Regions from separate parts of the Homo sapiens genome. Here region 2 is linked to region 1. The links are chromatin loops, found by intact Hi-C in ENCODE. Cell type or tissue: prostate gland. All regions are shown on one strand. Region 1 overlaps GNPTG (N-acetylglucosamine-1-phosphate transferase subunit gamma). Region 2 has its middle 1.4 kb from the start of UBE2I-AS1.

The links. Peaks named below come from ENCODE experiments on the same cell type or tissue, not always from the same donor. Only the 100,000 strongest peaks of a DNase experiment are listed, where the experiment ranks them.
Region 2: a loop joins it to region 1, with 3 times the contacts of the local background. A loop is called at or near these places in 23 of 110 quality-filtered maps.

What each region holds. Positions count from the first base shown.
Region 1 is chr16:1,362,472-1,364,971 of GRCh38, forward strand. GNPTG (N-acetylglucosamine-1-phosphate transferase subunit gamma) reads left to right here. Exons shown (of 11, transcript NM_032520.5): 8 at 1-63; 9 at 140-271; 10 at 354-435; 11 at 526-1,642. The coding sequence ends at 620. UNKL (unk like zinc finger) reads right to left here. Exons shown (of 15, transcript NM_001372107.1): 15 at 734-2,500. Among named protein-coding and RNA genes, the nearest start is that of GNPTG, 12 kb to the left of the region's middle. In prostate gland, a CTCF peak has its summit at 1,126 (motif pointing right); a DNase peak (open chromatin) is centred at 1,150.
Region 2 is chr16:1,299,744-1,302,243 of GRCh38, forward strand. No RefSeq gene overlaps it. Among named protein-coding and RNA genes, the nearest start is that of UBE2I-AS1, 1.4 kb to the left of the region's middle. RefSeq lists silencers at 1,234-1,383, 1,554-1,603. In prostate gland, a CTCF peak has its summit at 1,296 (motif pointing right); a DNase peak (open chromatin) is centred at 1,328.

The sequences.
Region 1 (2,500 bases):
GCCCTGCAGCGGCAGTGGGACCAGGTAGAGCAGGACCTGGCCGATGAGCTGATCACCCCCCAGGTAAGCGTGCGCTCGGGGTGGCCCCTGGTGGGCCTGGCTGGGAGCTGGGTGCTGCCCCTGCATCCTCCACCTTCAGGGCCATGAGAAGTTGCTGAGGACACTTTTTGAGGATGCTGGCTACTTAAAGACCCCAGAAGAAAATGAACCCACCCAGCTGGAGGGAGGTCCTGACAGCTTGGGGTTTGAGACCCTGGAAAACTGCAGGAAGGTACCGTATTGGGGGGAGGTGGTGGCACGCAGTAGCCCTCCAGCACCTGGGCTTTCCCTTGAACTCTTTTTGTGGTTGGTAGGCTCATAAAGAACTCTCAAAGGAGATCAAAAGGCTGAAAGGTTTGCTCACCCAGCACGGCATCCCCTACACGAGGCCCACAGGTGAGTCACCTGTGGGGAGAGGGCCAGGCTCACCATCACACTCGCCACCTGTGGGTCCAGGTGAGGACTGGCCACCTGGTGTTTTGGCAGAAACTTCCAACTTGGAGCACTTGGGCCACGAGACGCCCAGAGCCAAGTCTCCAGAGCAGCTGCGGGGTGACCCAGGACTGCGTGGGAGTTTGTGACCTTGTGGTGGGAGAGCAGAGGTGGACGCGGCCGAGAGCCCTACAGAGAAGCTGGCTGGTAGGACCCGCAGGGACCAGCTGACCAGGCTTGTGCTCAGAGAAGCAGACAAAACAAAGATTCAAGGTTTTAATTAATTCCCATACTGATAAAAATAACTCCATGAATTCTGTAAACCATTGCATAAATGCTATAGTGTAAAAAAATTTAAACAAGTGTTAACTTTAAACAGTTCGCTACAAGTAAATGATTATAAATACTACCTTCTGGGTTAAGAAAATTCCATTCAAATAACATTCTCATGTAAATACTCAAACATACAGATTGAGGCTTCCAGAAATTAATCCACTTGAGGCGTCCACGCGGAACAAGGTCTGCTGACCACAGTTACACACGTCGTGACACCACTGTATCACGGCGAATGTCGAACACTAGAGTTACAGACGACAGGCAACAAGAACATGCAGAGCCGGCCGCCAGCCAGCTCCTACGCCCCGTGCCCGCCATGGCCACAGGGGGGAGCTGCTGGGCGCGCCTCCACCTCAGCCTCCACGGGGCACCTTCCAGCCACTGCTGTGCCTCAGCCACCTAGGAGCCATCCCTGAGGCCATGGCCACCAAGACAGGTGAGGGAGGCCCCAGGGCACACAGCCCCAGGATCTTGCCCCCATTTCCAACCCTGGCAGCGCTGCCAGCCATTCTTTGGTCTTCCCACTGCTCACCTGTCCTCAGAGCCAGTACTGATCTAGGGGAGCAGGTGCCACCTCCATCTCCCAGCTGTCCCCCCACCCCTGGGGCTCCCCAGCTCTACCACCCCGGAAGCTGAGCCCTGGAGACACCCTGAGGGGCGGGCGCCACCTCCTTCCCAGAAAGAGCAGAGCAGCTGGCAGACTAGAGCTCAGCTGCTCCTGACCACTGACAACCGGGAGATGTCTCGGCAGACACCACTTATCCCAGAAAAGACCAGAGGCTCCAAATGGGAACCAAGTGCATAAATACAAATAAAAACAGAGTTTACACATCGATGACAGTAGCACAAAATATACGTAATTTCTAGATACTGAGCTAATAAATCACTGTAGTTAAAAACAAAATAGATTCACTGAAACCAAGTCGATAGTTACCTTGGAGTAGTGGACTAGCTGCAGAATGTCACGGACCCACTTCCTTTAAAACAACAGAATGTTGCTATCAGTTTGTCTTACGTTAAAACAGTTCTTAAACCACCTACTATATTAAATACATTCTAATTTGGTCACTGATGATAAAGATTTTTACCTAGACGTTTTGCACTTAAAAAATGCTATTAAAAGTCTTTGGCAAAGCCACGGTCGGGGAGAAACACGTCGGTGCCGCTTCCCACTCGTGTGCCCTCACCACCCACGTGGCCCGCGGAGAGCCAGGTCGCCGTAAACCACAGATGCCTGTTCCTGCTCAACTCCTAGGGACAGTCCCAGCCCTGAGCAGAAGGGTCAGGTCATCGCGGGGATGCGTTCTCAGTCACGTTTCTGCTGCGGCCGAAACCACACTGTCGCTCCAGGGGCAGACGGGACAGGGGACCACAGCAGAGCCGGGACCTGGGGGGGGTCGCTTCCCCCGTGTGCTCCAGGCCACTGAGAGGCTGTGGCCGGGTCCTCTCCTGTGACCTCACTGGCCACATGGATGAGCTCCGATGATAACTGGCAGCGCGGGTCAGGTGACTGCCACATACACCCGGCACCCCGGACCCTGGCGCACACACGGCCCGAGCATCTCCCACACGAGCAGGACCAGGGTGGTCACGGGTGCTGGGGAGGCAACCACTCTCCCAGTTCACTGCCTGACCCCTGCCAGGACGCCCAGCGACATCTCCAAGGAGCTACAAAGCACCATTGCCTAGGACA
Region 2 (2,500 bases), 63 kb before region 1:
GATAACTTTTATTTTCTAAGTGAAATAATTTTTCCCTCTCAAGCTCTAAGTCTGTTTGATTCAGTCAATTGAATCCAGACATTTTCAGTCAACGGCCAGCAAGGTTCCGGCTGGTTCGTTCATTCATTCATTCATTCATTCATTGATTCATTCATTCATTGCACGGATAACTCACTAAGCACCCGCCACAGGTCAGGCACTGCTCCAGACACCAAGAATACGGCAGTGAACGCACAGGCAAATGTCCCTGCTCTCCTGGATCCGCAAGAGGGCACGACCCAGGGAACAGGTTTCAGAGCCAAATTACCCCAGCTTCCAAAAGGTTGAGAAATGCTGTGTAGCTAATGCCCCCCTGAAACGCCTGCACCTGTATACAGGTGCAGTGAACATGCCTGTGTACACCCGCTCCAGCGCACACACACTTACATAAGCGGGTGTAAAACGTGAGCGATTTCTGTAGCCCTGAAAGCCCGTCTAAGAAGCTGAAGTTTGTTTAAAAAAAAAAAAAATTTTAACAGTGCCAGGGTCGCGCGGGAGGCCGGGTGTGGTGGCTCACGCCTGTGATCCCAACACTTTGGGAGGCTGAGGCAGGCGGATCACCTGAGGTCAAGAGATGGAGACCAGCCCTGGCCAACATGGCAAAACCCCATCTCTACTAAAAATGCAAAAGATGAGCCAGGCCTGGTGGGCGCCTGTAATCCCAGCTACGTGGGAGGCTGAGGCACAAGAATCACTTGAACCCAGGAGGCAGAGATTGCAGTGAGCCGAGAACATGCCATTGCACTCCAGCCTGGTCCATAAGAGCGAAACTCAGTCTTAAAAAATAAAAAAAAGCATCAGTCTACCTTGCTAAGAAGCTGAAGTTTCACACGTCGGCTTCAGATGGCGGCTACAGCATCTGACCCACCGTCCACGCGCATGGGAATCCCAGGAGCCCAACCCCACCTGGCTGCAGCCCCATGTCAGGAGACCTGGTCCAACCCGCTGCCCCGCCTCCCCACGCCCTCCTGCTGGGTGGGGTGAGGGCTGAGAGCCCACACGCCCCGGTGTGCGACTCTGCAGAGGAGTGACTGCAGGTCTGCCTGCCCTGCCTCAAGCATCTTAGACACCAGTCAGTGCCCCACTGTCCTGGCCAAAGCGTGTCCTTCGTGCCCCAACACAAGCACAGCCCACTCTGCAGGCGCGGCTCTGGGCTCAGGCATCCGGTGTCCCTGGAGGGGTCTCCACAGGCTCAGGCAGAGCCCCTCCCGGGGGCGGCCCCACGGTGACACCCACTCCAGGGCCATGGCCGTGTCCCCTGAGGCACCAGCGTTTCACGGCAGGGCCAGCAGGGGGCGGCAGGCAGCCCAGGAGGCGGACGGACTCCCGGCAGCTCTGCCCGGCTGGCCGTCTGTGGAGCCCTGTTGACAAACCTCCCCTGGTCTCCTGCTCCAGCGTCCACCCCGCCGCAGGCCCCTCTGCTGACCCCTGCTGCCGTCGCTTGGGTCCCGGCACAGCCCTCTTGCCTCTGCCCGCCCCCTCCCGGGCCGCCTCCTCATGGGGCTTCACGCACCTGCCCAGCCGGGACAGCCAGGTCTGCACTCCACCGGGTCCCAGGCTCCGGGAGCCCAGCAGGACCCAACCTGAGCTCCCCCCTCGACCCTCGGCCACCCAGACCTGCGGACCCGGCATCCCCCAGCCACGCAAACGCTAGGCCAGGGGGTCACCCTGGACTCCCCCTGCCCTCCCACTCCCTGCAAGTCTGAGTCCCAGGTACCCCTCCATCCACCTCTCTGCGTGGCCCTGTCCACACCACCGAGCCCCCACACCCCAGATTTCTGCAGGAGTTCGGCTGAGAGGTTTCCCGCGAGGGTCCTGCCCCTCCCAGCTGCTCCACAGCTCTGATCCAAGCAGAATGCCAATCGCTTGTGTTATGAAGACCCTACTCTGGTGCCCCTCTGCCGGCAGGGGGGAGTCCGAATTCCTTGCTGGGCTCGATTCAGGCAGCCCCCACCCCTGAGCCCTCAGCCTGGCCATTCTGAACCACGCCCTGGCCCACTCTCTCTGACCTCACCCTTCACCGCTGCATCCCGGAAACTCCATGCCCACCTCAATGCCACCTCCTCTAGGAAGGCTGCCCGGACCTGTGAGGGTGTTGGGGCCTCTTTCACTGTCCTCACAATAGTGTGGCTCTGGCTCTGCAGCAACTCCCCCCTTGCTGACCATCTCCCCAGCGGCCTGTCAGCTCAGGACGGAGGTGGTGGCCGGAATGGATCCTCCTTTACCCCAGCACGGTGCTGGCCCAGCATGAACACACATTCAGGGAGCTTCTGCTGTCTTGAAAACAACAGAGAGTAAATATGAAGTTGGGTCGGGCACAGTGGCTCATATCTGTAATCCCAGCACTTTGGGAGGCCGAGGCGGGTGGATCACCTGAGGTTAGGAGTTCCAGACCAGCCTGGCCAACATGGTGAAACCCCGTCTTTACAAAAATACAAAAAGTAGCCGGGCATGATGGCAG